Regions from separate parts of the Homo sapiens genome. Here all the other regions are linked to region 3. The links are chromatin contacts, found by Hi-C or POLR2A ChIA-PET in ENCODE. All regions are on one chromosome and are shown on one strand. The core of a region is the stretch at or near the end of the contact, and the rest is flanking DNA. Distances in the headings are between cores, read along the strand shown. Region 1 holds the start of SRI (sorcin). Region 2 holds the start of ADAM22 (ADAM metallopeptidase domain 22). Region 3 holds the start of GTPBP10 (GTP binding protein 10). Region 4 holds the start of VPS50 (VPS50 subunit of EARP/GARPII complex). Region 5 holds the start of SAMD9 (sterile alpha motif domain containing 9).

Evidence for each region. A loop is a pair of places that touch in the nucleus more often than their neighbours do. ChIA-PET counts read pairs that join two places held with the same protein, here RNA polymerase II (POLR2A). Pooled maps may share reads with other maps.
Region 1: a map of CD8-positive, alpha-beta T cell shows a loop between it and region 3 (21-fold over the local background). The contact joins the promoter of SRI here to the promoter of GTPBP10 in region 3. A Hi-C loop is called at or near these places in 8 of 168 maps with a recorded cell type or tissue (CD4-positive, alpha-beta T cell, CD4-positive, alpha-beta memory T cell, CD8-positive, alpha-beta T cell and 3 more), 7 of 37 single-sample maps with no recorded cell type and 18 of 50 pooled maps. POLR2A ChIA-PET finds 5 or more read pairs at or near these places in 1 of 52 experiments (MCF 10A).
Region 2: a loop to region 3 is called in a map of CD8-positive, alpha-beta T cell, with 15 times the contacts of the local background. The contact joins the promoter of ADAM22 here to the promoter of GTPBP10 in region 3. A Hi-C loop is called at or near these places in 4 of 168 maps with a recorded cell type or tissue (CD4-positive, alpha-beta T cell, CD4-positive, alpha-beta memory T cell, CD8-positive, alpha-beta T cell and 1 more) and 9 of 50 pooled maps.
Region 4: a loop to region 3 is called in a map of CD8-positive, alpha-beta T cell, with 24 times the contacts of the local background. The contact joins the promoter of VPS50 here to the promoter of GTPBP10 in region 3. A Hi-C loop is called at or near these places in 4 of 168 maps with a recorded cell type or tissue (CD4-positive, alpha-beta memory T cell, CD8-positive, alpha-beta T cell and naive thymus-derived CD4-positive, alpha-beta T cell) and 16 of 50 pooled maps.
Region 5: a loop to region 3 is called in a map of CD8-positive, alpha-beta T cell, with 30 times the contacts of the local background. The contact joins the promoter of SAMD9 here to the promoter of GTPBP10 in region 3. A Hi-C loop is called at or near these places in 3 of 168 maps with a recorded cell type or tissue (CD4-positive, alpha-beta T cell, CD8-positive, alpha-beta T cell and naive thymus-derived CD4-positive, alpha-beta T cell) and 7 of 50 pooled maps.

Annotation. Positions count from the first base shown.
Region 1 is chr7:88,218,742-88,221,441 of GRCh38, forward strand. SRI (sorcin) reads right to left here and starts at 1,297. Exons shown (of 8, transcript NM_003130.4): 1 at 1,235-1,297; 2 at 118-201. The coding sequence starts at 1,285. It overlaps SRI-AS1 (SRI antisense RNA 1), which reads left to right. Exons shown (of 3, transcript NR_120517.1): 2 at 8-483. RefSeq lists silencers at 283-372, 1,020-1,519.
Region 2 is chr7:87,932,898-87,935,597 of GRCh38, forward strand. ADAM22 (ADAM metallopeptidase domain 22) reads left to right here and starts at 1,354. Exons shown (of 32, transcript NM_001324418.2): 1 at 1,354-1,653; 2 at 2,129-2,289. The coding sequence starts at 1,569. RefSeq lists a silencer at 1,257-1,666 and enhancers at 1,773-2,350, 2,351-2,700, 2,477-2,526, 2,537-2,616.
Region 3 is chr7:90,345,401-90,348,100 of GRCh38, forward strand. It overlaps GTPBP10 (GTP binding protein 10), which reads left to right and starts at 1,316. Exons shown (of 10, transcript NM_033107.4): 1 at 1,316-1,374. The coding sequence starts at 1,342. The region is part of intron 1 of LOC107986715 (a long non-coding RNA gene); the gene reads right to left. RefSeq lists enhancers at 782-921, 1,132-1,561.
Region 4 is chr7:93,231,057-93,233,756 of GRCh38, forward strand. VPS50 (VPS50 subunit of EARP/GARPII complex) reads left to right here and starts at 1,310. Exons shown (of 28, transcript NM_017667.4): 1 at 1,310-1,444. The coding sequence starts at 1,412. It also overlaps a transcript of HEPACAM2 not described here. RefSeq lists enhancers at 1,011-1,080, 1,221-1,390, 1,481-1,530, 1,771-1,830.
Region 5 is chr7:93,116,653-93,119,478 of GRCh38, forward strand. It overlaps SAMD9 (sterile alpha motif domain containing 9), which reads right to left and starts at 1,327. Exons shown (of 3, transcript NM_017654.4): 1 at 1,211-1,327.

The sequences.
Region 1 (2,700 bases), core at 47-2,546, 2.1 Mb before region 3:
TTTGCAGAAGCAAAGGGACTCAGTACCACAGGAAGTTCGCTTTTCTGTGTCACTATATCAAAAGCTACCACAAATGCAGACAATAACGGCTCTTTAATATTAAAGGGAAAAGCTAACCTGTCCAGCTACAGCAGCAAAGTAACCATACAGCGGATCCTGAGTTTGTCCGGGAAACGCAGGCCCTCCGGGAGCCCCTCCATACTGTGAAACAGGAAACACATACACGTCATTCTGCCGAATCAAGTTTTCTTCTTTCACCACTGAGGGCTTTTGTGCAAGGCCAGACAACTGCCCGCCTGCCCGCCCTTCACAAGGCTCACCTCCCCACCACCGGGCACACTCTGCCAACACTCCACCCCTCTCTTCCATTCACACCCCGTAATTTAAAAACTGGCGACTTAGACCATAAAGAGTTGCTGTGAAAGTGATGTCTACATATGTAAAGCAACTTTTAAAATCCCTATTAACCTGAAGGTTACTGAGGTGAGTGCAAACTAGGTAAGCCAACGAATGGCAGGGCTTCAAATTCTCCTTTTGTTGTTACAGCATTTATGGTATTTTAAGAGCGTTTTATGAACGATGGAAGGCTGGAGTTGGTAACATTCTGAGACGGGTGTAGCCTAGGGAAGAGTAAGGTGTCCGGCCGGGCTGTATCTCGTGGGTGGCGAGGGAACATTGCCTGTCTCGGAAACAGTTCCCAAGACAACGCGCATCCCAGACGCCCGGCGAGGCTGCCTTCCTACAGGTCTTTTACTTCAGCAGGTTTTCCCTTTTTTTCCGTCCCCCTTCTCACTCGTTTTTTGTTTGTTTGTTTGTTTGTTTGTTTGTTTGTTTTTTAAAGGGAGGAAGGTATATCATTCTAGAATAAAATGACTGTTGTTGCTCTGGGAGGCAACCAAGAAGGCGGGGGTGGGGTGGGGTGGGGGTCAGCCAACACCCAATTAACACGATTTCACGCCGCGTATCCGAGAAGCCGCAGGGTGGGCTTCTAGGGTCCCAATCCACCCTCACCTTGGCCCCGCAGGGCCATCCAGGAGAAGGGACGGGGAAACGTGGGGAGAGGCCGAACCCCAGGGGCCTAGGGCGAGGCCGCGAGCGCAGGGAGAAGCCGAGGGCGGAAGGAGCCCGGGTAGCCGCCCAGCAGCGCCTCACCCCGCTGGCCGCAGCATCTCCAAGGTGGCCTCTTAGCGCCCCGGAGCCGCCTGGGCCGCGATCCCGCGCAGTCAGCACTTACCCCGCCTGGGTAGTACCCGCCGCCGGCGCCAGGATGCCCCGGGTACGCCATGCTGCAGACTGCGCCGCAGCCGCCCTCGCCCTGTGCGCCAGGCCTCTCCGCCCCCTGCCCCGCCCCGCCCTGCCGCTAGGGGGCCGCCCCAGAGCGCACCACGCGGGCGTGGGGGACGCGCTCCGCAGTCGTCTCCAGCTCTTGCCTGTGCGCGCGGCCGTGGCTCCCCTGCCTGCGCGCTTCTTCGTATCTTTGCCATTACGGCGCTAATGCAGTGCACGACTGAAGGTCCAGTGGCGGCCTACGACCTGCGAGGCAATTCACACCAGGGACTTTCCTCCCTCCAAAACTAATGGCACATTCCAACACCAATACACCACCCCAGGAATTCTTTTTTTTTTTTTTTCCTTCGGACTTGGCTATTATCTGGCACATTTCTTATTTTAAACAACTTTATTGGACAGGACGGAGCTATTATAAGCGGAGCGCACCATCGCGAGGCAGGGGCTGGATGCGTTAGGGCAAGCCTTAGGTGCCAGTGGGTGAAGGAGTCTTTGAAAGATGGAAATACGAAAGCGCCCTTGGAAAATAAGAATTAACTTGACGAACTGTGTGCAAGGGAGAGTTTGGCTTGCTGTTGGTTGCAGAGTTCACTGAACGACAACGGCGTATTTCCTTCCTAGGGGACAATTCCTTGCCTGTTTAAGCTGAGCGTGACTTGTGTCCTGAGTAGGACAGAGGGCATTTTCCGGGCAGGACAGACTCACACATATCGTTCTTAGGAAAATGAATTGTTTGAATTATCTGGATGATTCAGACAAAACAATCCATTTCCCTAAAAGTATTCAGCTACTTTTTATATAAGAAAAGTTTAGAACAAACTAATAGTGTACTGGTAAGTATTCAGGAAGATAAGAGATAGGAACTTCTATGTAGGTTATTCTTCTTTACTTCATATATTTTTCTATCTTCCAGTTGAATAGTCCGAAGCAATTCAGGCGTGAGCTTTTTGTTTTGTTTTGTGTAATTTCAATGACAGAAAATTGCTTGCCCTTCACTGTTAAGGACTAGACTTAATGATTTCCTGAATTTTAACGTATTGAGAAACGCATTAATAAGCAAGATTCACAGTATTTGTTGTGGAGGTTGCACAGAAACATTTAAAGGGTCATCAACATTTCACAAATATTGGAGCACCCGCCAATGTGGTACTGTGCTTTTTCGCTGTGGTGGACGGGCTTCCTCCATTCTAAATTCGTGGGCTATTGTCCTCATTCGGTTCATTGTTTTTCTCTTGTGTGTAACTTCCCTCGCAAGCCCTTTTGAAAACCAAAGTCCGAATTGTGAGAAAAATTCTAATAGTCCCTGTTGTGGCATAGCAAAGACACTGCATGTTGCCTGTTTTGTGTTTGATTCAGGAAGCAGGTTACTGTTTTCAATCATCAAGGTAGCAATCATCAAGGTAGATGAGACAT
Region 2 (2,700 bases), core at 104-2,603, 2.4 Mb before region 3:
CTCGGAAAAAAAAAATAGCCTCAAGTAACTACTGGCTACAGTATTTGAAAGGCACACCTCTAAATCTTAATTTTTTTCCTTTCTAAAATGGGAGTAGGCATGTGCAGTGGCTCACATCTGCAATCCCAGCACTTTGTGAGGCCAAGGTGGAGCCCAAGAGTTCAAGAGCATCCTGATCATCATGGGGAGACTCTTGTCTCTACAAAAAGTAATAATAATAACAAAAAATAGCCAGGTGTGGTGTCACATGTCTGTGGTCCCAGCTATTTGGGAGGCTGAGGCAGGAGGATGGCTTGAGCCCAGGAGCTTGAGCTGCAGTGAGCCGTGTTCTCACCACTTGCACTCCAGTTGGGGCGACAGAGCAAGACCCTATCTCAAAAATACATACATACATACATACGTACATACATAAATATAAAATCAGAGTAATAGTTATAATCAAATTCTTGACCAAAGGATCAGATAATACATGTGAACTTTGAAAAACTAAAAAATACAAGTATTACTTTATGTAGATAACTATTTTATTATTGTTTTATACTCAAGAATTTCTATCATTTTGAATCAGAGGAAAATGGAATAAGCAGCCTGAGAAAACTGAGTTCCCCATATCTGGTAGAGTTTTGAGGCTGTCTGGCAATAAAGAACAAAAATATCCCGTAGAGTTAAGCTAAATCATCCCTCTATTACCTGCAGAGACCTTCCCTGGGAGGTCCTCTTTGACTCCCTGGACTGAATTAATGGTCCTCTAGGTATAACCATGACACTTTTCACACTGTATTGTAAAAAAAAGTGGTCTGTCTGCTCAACTTTACCCAAGAACAGGTGCCTCTGATCCCCGTGTCCTTCCGGTTGTCAACCGCTGGGTACATAGTATATCCTCAATCTGTATTTGTTGAATAATTCACTAGCACTGTATTCGTGAGGGTATGGTTCTCCGGATAACTTAAGTAACTACTAATCTGTGGTAAACAGAACAGCTCTTTAAGGACGATGCAGATGAATACTGGCTGCTGTAACGGCCCAGTTGGTGCATCTCGGATGCCAGGAGGCGGTCCAGTGCTGATCTCTTTCTTTTGCCCTTCCCTCCCGCCCTTCCAGTCTGTGGGATATAGAGGACCTCACAGTCACGAGGTCGCGACGGTCCGTGCCGTCGTGGAGACAAGCGGGACACGGAGAGAGAACTACATTTCCCAGCTGACTCTCCTGCGCGCGCCCTTGCCTGCGCGCGGGGGGCGAGTGCACCGGGCGCTCGCTCCCTGCCGAGCTCTTGTCGCCCGCCCGAGCCTTTGCCAGGGGATGAGGTGGGAGGCGCTAGAAACCACTTAGCTACAGCCAACCGCCCAATGCAGCACTCGCTCGCTCCCCCCGCCAGCGGAAGCGTCCGCGAAGCACAATGCAGCACTGAGCCGCGGTGGAGGTTGCAGCGCCACGGCCGCCGCAGCACCGGCCGGGGCTGGGTGGAGGTGGCCGCGGGGACCCCGGGGGCGCGGAGCGAGGGAAACGGACTCGGCGGCGCCGGCATGAGGAGCTGAGCGTCTCGGGCGAGGCGGGCTGACGGCAGCACCATGCAGGCGGCAGTGGCTGTGTCCGTGCCCTTCTTGCTGCTCTGTGTCCTGGGGACCTGCCCTCCGGCGCGCTGCGGCCAGGCAGGTAAGTTAGCCGTCCTCTGTGCCTTTGGGCCATACCATTTCCCGGGAATCTTTGGAGCCCTCAGGCGTATTGAAAAGGGGGCATCCCCATTTCCCGAGTGCGCGGGGAGATTTTTTTTTTTTTTTTTTTTAATTCGGGAGGGTGGTGAGAAGTGGAGCAAAAATATATGTGTGGAGGCGCGCAGATGCACTGGAAGCCTTCGGTCAAAGCCTGTTTTTCTCCTTCTGAAGAGGAATGGGGAGAATGGGAAAGGGGTGCCCTGCTTCTGGGCCCCGCTCCTGGTTGCTCTCGGATGAGCTGGTCCAAGGCTCTCGGGCTGGTGTCTCTGCGTCCTTCCCAGTTGGGTTCCGAGAGGGAGGGGGCGGTGGGGATTTTCGTAGGGGAGACGTAGGACTGCAGGATGGAGGAGTGAGGGTCAGGGTCATTATTTTCGCCTTTTCTCTCCACTCCCTCCTTTCCCGGTTCCTGCCTGGAGGAGACGCCTCATTGATGGAGCTAGAGAAGAGGAAGGAAAACCGCTTCGTGGAGCGCCAGAGCATCGTGCCACTGCGCCTCATCTACCGCTCGGGCGGCGAAGACGAAAGTCGGCACGACGCGCTCGACACGCGGGTGCGGGGCGACCTCGGTGGCCCGCAGGTGAGAGGCTCGGTCCGGGAGGTGGTCCTCCGCGCCTCCCGGCCCACCCGAGACCCCACGATTGCGCTCGGTTGCCCTGGAGATCCCATGTCTTCTTGGGTGAAATGAGTTGGGTCCCGATGCGAGTCATGCATGGCGCTCCCTGTGCAAAAAAGAAGGGGAAAAGGGTACAAAAAAGAACCAAAATAACCACAGGCCGAGGGCTTTGCCCGAGGGGAGTTTGTGCGGGGTGCCTTCAGCAGTGCGGTGAGCTGAGAGAACAGGCGGAGAGCCCTCTGACATCTGTCAAGCAAAAGCCAGGCATGCACAGCGAGAAGGGAGGTAGTATTTGGGCAGGGTTTGAATCATCATTGTTGTTGTTTTACTCCTCAAAGAGACTTCATAAGTGATTTAACCCAAGGTTGACACTGT
Region 3 (2,700 bases), core at 66-2,565:
GTTGTAAGCAGAAGGTCCAGTAGCAGCAAAGTAATCAAGACGGGGTTTTCACATCATGTCTTTCCAAATAATCACTGTCCTAAGTGAGGAGTAGAAGACACTGTCACATTGAGGTATTAGTCAGTTTTCACAGTGCCATAAAGAACTGCGCAGACTGGGTAATTTATAAAGGAAAGAGGCTTAATTGATTCACAGTTCTACATGGCTGGGGAGGCCTTAGAAAACTTATAATCATGGCAAAAGGGGAAGCGGAAACAAGCACCTTCTTCACATGGCAAGCAGGAGAGAGAAGAAAGAAGGAGGAACTTCCAAACACTTATAAAACCGTCAGCTCTTGTGGGAACTCCCTATCAGGAGAGCGGCAGGAGAGAAACAGCCCTGCATGATCCAATCACTTCCCTACTTCCACAATGGGGATTACAAATGAAGATGAGATTTGGGTGGCGACACAGAGCCATATCGTATCAAAGTATGAAAGGTTTCTAGGATTTATTAGTTTGGGTTGTTAAGAGTTATACGGCTGGCAACGCTGTGCAGGGCCGTTTACTTCAGCTGCATACATTTTTTCGCTGCATGAGGGGTTGGGGAGAGCTACTCTCTTCTGGTCCTGAAAAGTAATCAAGAGAGAGAGGGATTTTTCACATCGTGTCTTAATTCTCACAAAGGCACGCTTCAAATGACGGATAAAAACCCGTCTTCCCGACTCCAAGAAGCTACTTTCTGACAGTTGTAAACAAGCTTCTTTCTCTTACTGCACAGGAGAGTCCTCTTACAGATCTCAGATCCTGACATTATTTTCAATAAAACTTTGTGCGGCCGCTAGTTTTAAATTCATGGTCTCCTGGAAGCTTTGGCTGGAGACTACTCAGCTCGTCACTGAACTAACGGCTTTTGGGGGTTCTTTTTTCCCAGTTGAGTTTCTGTGTCTTTTACACGTTTGGTTTTATGGTCCGTTGGAGGTTTTTTCACGCTGAGGGTGAAGATTCTTAGTTTCCTCAATTAGCATAAAAGCTGCTCCAAGGCTGCTGAGTCTTCAGTTCCATTCCATTCAAAATGTTAATTCCTGAGACACGCAACCTACGCCCTACTGTCCTTTGTCCCACGGCTTCTCGAGATTATCTCTGTGTTTTAATAGATAAAACGCCTTCTCTCCCCACCCGTGGGGTGCAAAGCACAGCGCATGGGGCTGGTGGCGCCCGAGAGCATCACACAACGCATGCGCCAGTCCGCAGGTGTGGGCGGAGGAGAAATCGCGTCGGCGGCAGGGGATGACGTAAAAAGGCCGCGCTGTACTGCGGCTTGTGCCGCTTCCGCAAGAAGGTTTCCTGGCCTGTTGCAGCCATGGTGCATTGCAGTTGCGTGTTGTTCAGAAAGGTCCGTGCGGGTCCCCTCAGCCTGGTCCCCTTAGCGCTGACAGCTCTGGTTCTTCTTTGCTCCCCTGTCTCTCCACTACTGTCTTCGTGGCGGCCTTTTCCTTGCTTGGTTTTCCCATAGACTTCTCCGCCCCTCCTGTAGTGGCGCTTTGTCAGTAAGCGGTGACAGTGGTGTGTGTACCTGGCGTGGTTTGGACGGTTGTTTGGGGGCAGGGGCAGGGTTTGAAGTTCTTTAGAGACATAGTGTGCACGTGGTATGAGGAACTGGGATACCTGCCTGCTGTGGCCCAAATGTTGTGGTGGTTTTTTTTCCTTTAATGTCCACAGCCTGTTTTTATATATTTCTCCTTGAGTGCGCTGTTTAAGGTTTTTCTAATGGATTTTTATGAAGACACGAAAGCGTGTAATTGATGTGCCTTCCTGCAGAACATTTAGGTCGATTTTTGTGTGGTGTCGGTCTTAAGAATCGTTTCCGTAAAAATTTACAACTGCTTTGAATTTTTATTTTTTAAATCTTATCCTATCAGTAATGCTTTTTGAAACGTTGCCTGCGTCATATTTGGCCATTACTTTATTTCTAACGACCAGAGTAAAATACTCCTTTTAAGTAAGGCTCCTAAACCCCTGAATCTGATTAATCTAGAGCAGGAAAAAAGTGTTACATATTTAATGGAACTGTAGAAACTCTCCTCGAGTATATCAGAATGGTCAATATTTCAACTTTCTTGAAAAAAAAATCCCATTTGTTTTTTATAATAGCTATCCTAAATGACTAGAGATGTGGATTATGAATTTAAGAAATTACTCCTTAAGTTATTTTGATTTTAATAGCCTAAGAGGTTAATACGTAAGTCCTTTACCTACAAGAAGTTCTTGATTTAGTGAAGGAAACAGGTAAACACTAAATGCAGCGTGAGATTTATAAAGGTGTAATAATAGAGATATAATCAAATTGCTGGGAGAGCCAGCAAAGTCAGAGAATTGATTAGAGGAATTTGGAAAGACGTTAGAAAATATGACGTTTAGGTGGATTTATGATAGGAAAAACAAATGACATTCTAAGTAGAGGAAAAGCATGAGCAGAATGGCATGTAGAAATGGCGGTATTTCATGTAGTACAGAGCAAAGAGGAAGAGAGGAAGGGTTGAGCAAGTGAAAAGGATACAGGAAGGAACTAGGCATGGTAGGTGAGCCTATTGTTCTTGCTACTTGGGAGGCTGAGGTGGGAGGATCCCTTAAGGCCAGGAGTTCAAGACCAGTCTGGGCAACATAGCAAGACCCCATCTTTAAAACAGTCGGGGTGGTGTGGTGCCTGTAGTCCCAGCCA
Region 4 (2,700 bases), core at 60-2,559, 2.9 Mb after region 3:
CTCTAAGGGGTGAGAAAATAGAATTTCAGAATCAGAAATAACCTCTGTTAGTGTCCCCCAAACTTCAGTCATTTGCAAATCACCTTTATTAGTTTTGCCATATCTGACTACCACCCATACTATTGTTTACCTAGTATTTTTTATTACGTTGACACACTTGAACTTTTTTTATTCTAAGAAATATTTTTGAAATTATGGGTCTGTGTCATACTTTTAGAAGTTAACATTATAATAAAATAAACTTAAAAAAATTGGTGCCATGCTTTAGAACTTTCTTCAGCACAATACATGAAAATCTTAACACATCTGATGACCGATTAATCCTTCAGTTTCTACTTGCACATCTGCAGTAATCTTAGGCAAGTTCCTTAATTTCGCCATACCTGCTTCGTCATCTTTAAAATGGGAACCCACAGGATTCTTGTGTGGATAAATGAAATCATATATTTAAAGCTATTAGCAGTTCCTGACAGGTACTCGGCTTTCGATAAGTGTTAGCTATCATTGTTAGCTTTAGGGCTGCTTTTTCTTCTTCTTCTCATATTCTCATAATTGTAAAGTCCTTTTAAAATTGTGTCCCCAAAGACACTTCTGTTCCTTTCCCCAATTTAACTAAACTGCCAAAAGTTGAAAAGAGGACTTTAAAGTGACAGGTATACTCGTTATTGTCGTATTTCCCGTCATCACTGCTTTAGAGTACGGAGGTAAAATAATAGGCGGGCGTCAAAATCCTTCGATTTTAGAGCTTTTGCAGGGGATACCAAGACTGAGGTAGAACAGCCCTAAACCTGGAGGGCCGCCTATTGGGCAACCTAGAGCACACCTTTCCTCAGGCCAAACCCAGCGCGCCCGGGGTAGTCTCGAGTTCTCAGGTTACCCCTCAGTGACAGCCCTTTCTTGAGTTCCTTCTCCTTCGCGTCAGTCTCTCGTTCTCCCACCCCGCCCCTCTAGACCAGGTGAGGTTTCCTCCCTCACACTCCTAGGGGACATCGCGTCAATCTGGCTTATATATTGTCTCCTCTGAGTTTGATCTTTCGCTCAACGCCTAGTCACCTGTGACTTAGGTTTCCGTCTCGCCGAAGAGTAGCTACTGCCTAGTGCAAGCACCTTTGTAAGACCGGCGATCGCAGTGGTCGCTCTGAGCAGTAATATTTACCGGCTTAACTGAAGCACCCGCTCTTTTGCTTGCTGGGAGATGTAGTCCCTGGGTTGGCCACTTTAGTTCATCGTTGCTACCGCCGGCGTCCAGAAGACTACAGTTCCCAGCAGGCCCAGGGAAAGACAGGATACCCTGGGTCGGCTCCTCCACGTGACCACCCACTATGGCTTCCTAGTGTCAGGGCCAGCTGTGTAGTGGCTCGGTGTGATTTGTTAGCTCTTTGAGGCAGGGTACCCTCCTCAGGATTTCGATATGCAAAAAATCAAATCTCTCATGACCCGACAGGTAAGTCGCGGCGGCTGAAGCAAAGGCTTCCTTCATCTCGGAAGTGAGAGGAGCCGAGATGTTCTGTCCCCAACCAGTGGCGGGCGGGGATCTAAGTTATGGGTGGTGGCAGGTGTCAGGGGGACTGGGAAGCCGGGGCATACCCTAGAAAACTCACCTGGGCCGCCTGGGTTGGAGCACTGCTCCAGCGGGTACCAGCCTCCCAGAAATATTCGTTTAAAAATAAGTCATTGAAGGAATCAGGGTATCTTTGTCTCCCCTCCTCCTCTTTTTGCCGTCTTTCCAGAACAGCCCGAGCTTCCTTGCAAGGTCTTCCGCATCCAGGCTGTCTGTCATATGCGAGCTGATAGCCTGGGTAGGGTGGTGTGGTCTGTGCAGTAGAGGTGACCTGGAAAGACTGAAAACGGATGATTTGAAGACAGAATTAGTAGCTTTTGGATTTTGGGCAAGTCCCCAAACTTTGTAGCTTACGTTTCTGGATGTGAAAATAATTATTTTTGTTCATTTTACTTCACAGTTCTGTTATGAGGGTCATCGATAAGCTAATATATGTGAAAACTCTTTGTGAAATTCTGCTTTAAAAAATTTATTTTTGTCATGGCAAAATACTGATCTTTTCTTTTTTTTCCCCAGAATGGAAATTCATGAATAAGAGCTTTGGCTATTTTGTAACCTGTCTCATAAATGTTAGGGACCTCGTAATAATGCCTCAGCTTCATTTAAGAAGTGCAGAAATTTTCTTTTATGTACTTATTGATTATGACTTTGTTTTAGCTGCCTTTATTTACTTCAGCTTTAATATTTCACTAGAATTGGTCATTTTATTATTTTAATATGAAAGATAGTTAAGATTAGAGTTTTAAATCAACATGGCTTTTAGAAGTTTGGAGAATGTGGAAGGTAATCGTTTAGTGAAAGGTATATTTGTGAGTTTTTTTCTTGTTGATTACAAAAATAACTCAAATTCCACATTCTTATTTGAGAATTCACAATTTGAGAGATATATAAACAGGATACAAATTGTGTATTTCTCTTGCACAATGCACAAATGACCCTTACATGATTATTTTAGTTATGTCAGAGCATTTTGTTAATGTTATGAAAATATAATCAAAATGTTCTGTGAATAATAAAAATATTTAAGTAAGTGGCTAGTAACATTTGTTAATTCCTCACATGTGTTGAGTACTGGTGTTGTGCGTCCTACTACTTCTTACTTGACGATGAGTTTGGGTCCTGCTGTATCCTGTGGCAGC
Region 5 (2,826 bases), core at 77-2,576, 2.8 Mb after region 3:
GGTAATTTAGAAAGTAATATAGGATCACACATATATTAAAACCCTTAGGTAAAGAAATCATGGGGAAGGCTAAATAAGGGTAGGGGGAGAAAAGGTGAAATGAGGGAGTAAAATTAGTACCTAAAATTACTGGTTTTGATTCCGTATACTTTAAAAACTGACCTGAAAATTTGGTTCTGAGCATCTTAGTAGGAAACACTATTTGTTACTGATTGAACCCACATACATTTTTTAACTCTGGTTGGTGTTAAACTGTAGGGTTTGTTAACTTTTCTAGAAGGGAGTTGAAGGTCAGACCTTTATTCAGAAATGTGATCCTCCAACCGTCTTGCATTATCTTACTGTTTGCTTTGGGGAGAAATTAGACATAAACCTAGTATTTTTGCCAGGAACATAAAGCTGCCTTAATTCCAAAGACTTCCCATAGTAGTCTATCTGTCTGTCTGTCTTCCTATGTATGTCATCCGACAACAATATCTGAGAAGCTCTCAGAGAGTTTTGTTTTCTGGAAGCTACCTATTTCTTAGAGTAGATGGTGGAAGTTGTATTTGATTAAAGTAAAGTACTTTTAAGTTTTCATTGCCTGTTCTTTATCTATCTTTCCGTTTGTTGTTGTTGTTGTTGTTGTTGTTGTTGTTGTTTTTGAGACAGTGTCTCACTCTGTTGCCTATGCTGGAGTGCAGTGGTACAATTACAGCTCACTGTAACCTTAAATTCCTGGGCTCAAGCAATCCTTCTGCCTCAGCCTCCAAAGTAGCTAGACTGCAGCTGCGTGCCACCACATCCAGCTATTTTTTTTTTTGGTAGGAATCTTGCTAGGTAGGGTCTTGCTATGTTGCCCAAGCTAATTTTGAATTCCTGGCCTCAAACAATTCTCCTGTCCTTGCCTTCCAAAGTGCTCAAATTACAGGCTACCACACCTGGCCTGTTTGTTCTTTCTGAAGATGCTGTATGCCTTGGGAGAGTTCATCAATAAAAGTGTCTGTAGTTTTCAACTGCATCTTTAATGAAATGTTATGACTAATTTTTCAACTAATATAAAGCAGACTGCTGTCAGAGCAACAAATAGTCTAGAATTTCTAGGCTTAGAATACTATTTTTTGTTTTGAGGTATATTTGAAGCTTCTAATTGAAAAGTATATTTCTTTCTATTCAATAAAATGCTGCTATAGATAGTAAGAACAATATTAATAATAGATATTGTACTTACCCAGTAGTCTTGCAAATTTCTTTTACATATATGTGGGGAAAACCATCTCTTTTAGTGCTGAAAATATCTGATGTGTTTGTTTTCTTCCTCCTACGATGCTAGAGAAAAGTATTTTCCTCATTCTGGTTTTAACGGAAGTCTATGTATTCTCTGCTTCTGTCTCACAGCAAGCTCTAATTGGCTCAGAAACAGCAGGGCGTGTTTAACAACTGGGAGGTTGGGGAAGGAAGAATATAGGTTTGGTTTCAGTTTCATTTCTCAGATCTGAAATTACAGCACCGCCTTTTCTATCTGAAATGCTTTTTAATAAGCTATGGCTATATACCACCTTCTGGTCTGCTTGGTTAAAATCTGAAGGCTTAACAATTTTTCCTCACTTGAGAGTTTTGAGGGCTGCAGAAAGCCCCATTGTCTTGTTATAGACAAACTGTGGGATATTCTGGCTTAATTGATCCCTTGGGAATATGAGTTTACATTGCAGTCCCAGCCTTGTAGAGCACCAGGTTGGAGATACTCTAGGTCAATATTTCACTGGCCTTTAAGGGTGGAGTTACTGTCCATTCCTGTTTTCCTAAAGTGTAAAGAATGTCTTTCAGGGATAGGACTTCTTTGAGCACCCCAATAAGTGCTAAATTCATTTATTGCAGAGCAGACCAGGGCTGCAGCAGACCTGATGGTCACATTGTAGAGATTTATCTTTTCTAAGGTCAGTGTCAGGGCCAGAGAGAAAACTGCCTGAGTGAGAGCAACAAAAATAGCTGATATTTTAAAAACTAACAGCAAGTACTGATATTTATTGTGTGTGCTCAATTAGCTTTTGGTTTCCACATCCCACAACTGATTCACACTGGTTTTAGATGAAAACATTTAAAAACATTTATTTTAAAATATTTATTGGGCGCTTACCATGTACCAGGCATTGTTCTAAATGTTTCATATTAACTTAATTACTCTTCACAACAATCTCCTGAGGTAGAGATTATTTTTATCTCAATTTTAAAGGTGAAGAAACTGAGGCATAGAGATTAAATAATATGGCTAAAGTTTGCATAACTAATACATGGCAGAGATTCGAATCCAGGTTTCAGGCCAGTGCTCTTAAATCCTGAGGTTTAGGAAGAAAGAAAGTGGCTATGAAGGACAGCCTAGATATGACCATTACACTTATCACCCTCAGGAGCCCTCCTCGTAAGGGGACCCTGGGCCTGAACTCCAAAACCTGGGTTTCACTTTGCATGGGGACCAGTGTGATGGTTAATTTTATGGGTCAACTTGACCGGGCCACAGAGTGCCTAGATATTTGGTCAAACATTATTCTGGTGGTTCTGTGAGGGTGAGGAGGCAGGACTAGCTTGCAGCTCCTGCTGGGACAGACAGGACAGCATGTGGAGACTCACATCATGAACTTTTGCTTCAAGAATTACTGCAGCAACATACCAGGAAAGCCAAGAGAATTCACAGACCCTTTGAAGGAACTGTATCGCCACTGCAGTTTCTCTGAGATGCCAAAAAGAAAAGTCATGAGTCTGCTTGCTTTCTCAGCAGGGAGGCTGATAGCCAGGGGCAAGTTCTCAGCCCTGGTCACCGACTGCCTGGAAATAGATTCGATGTTGTTG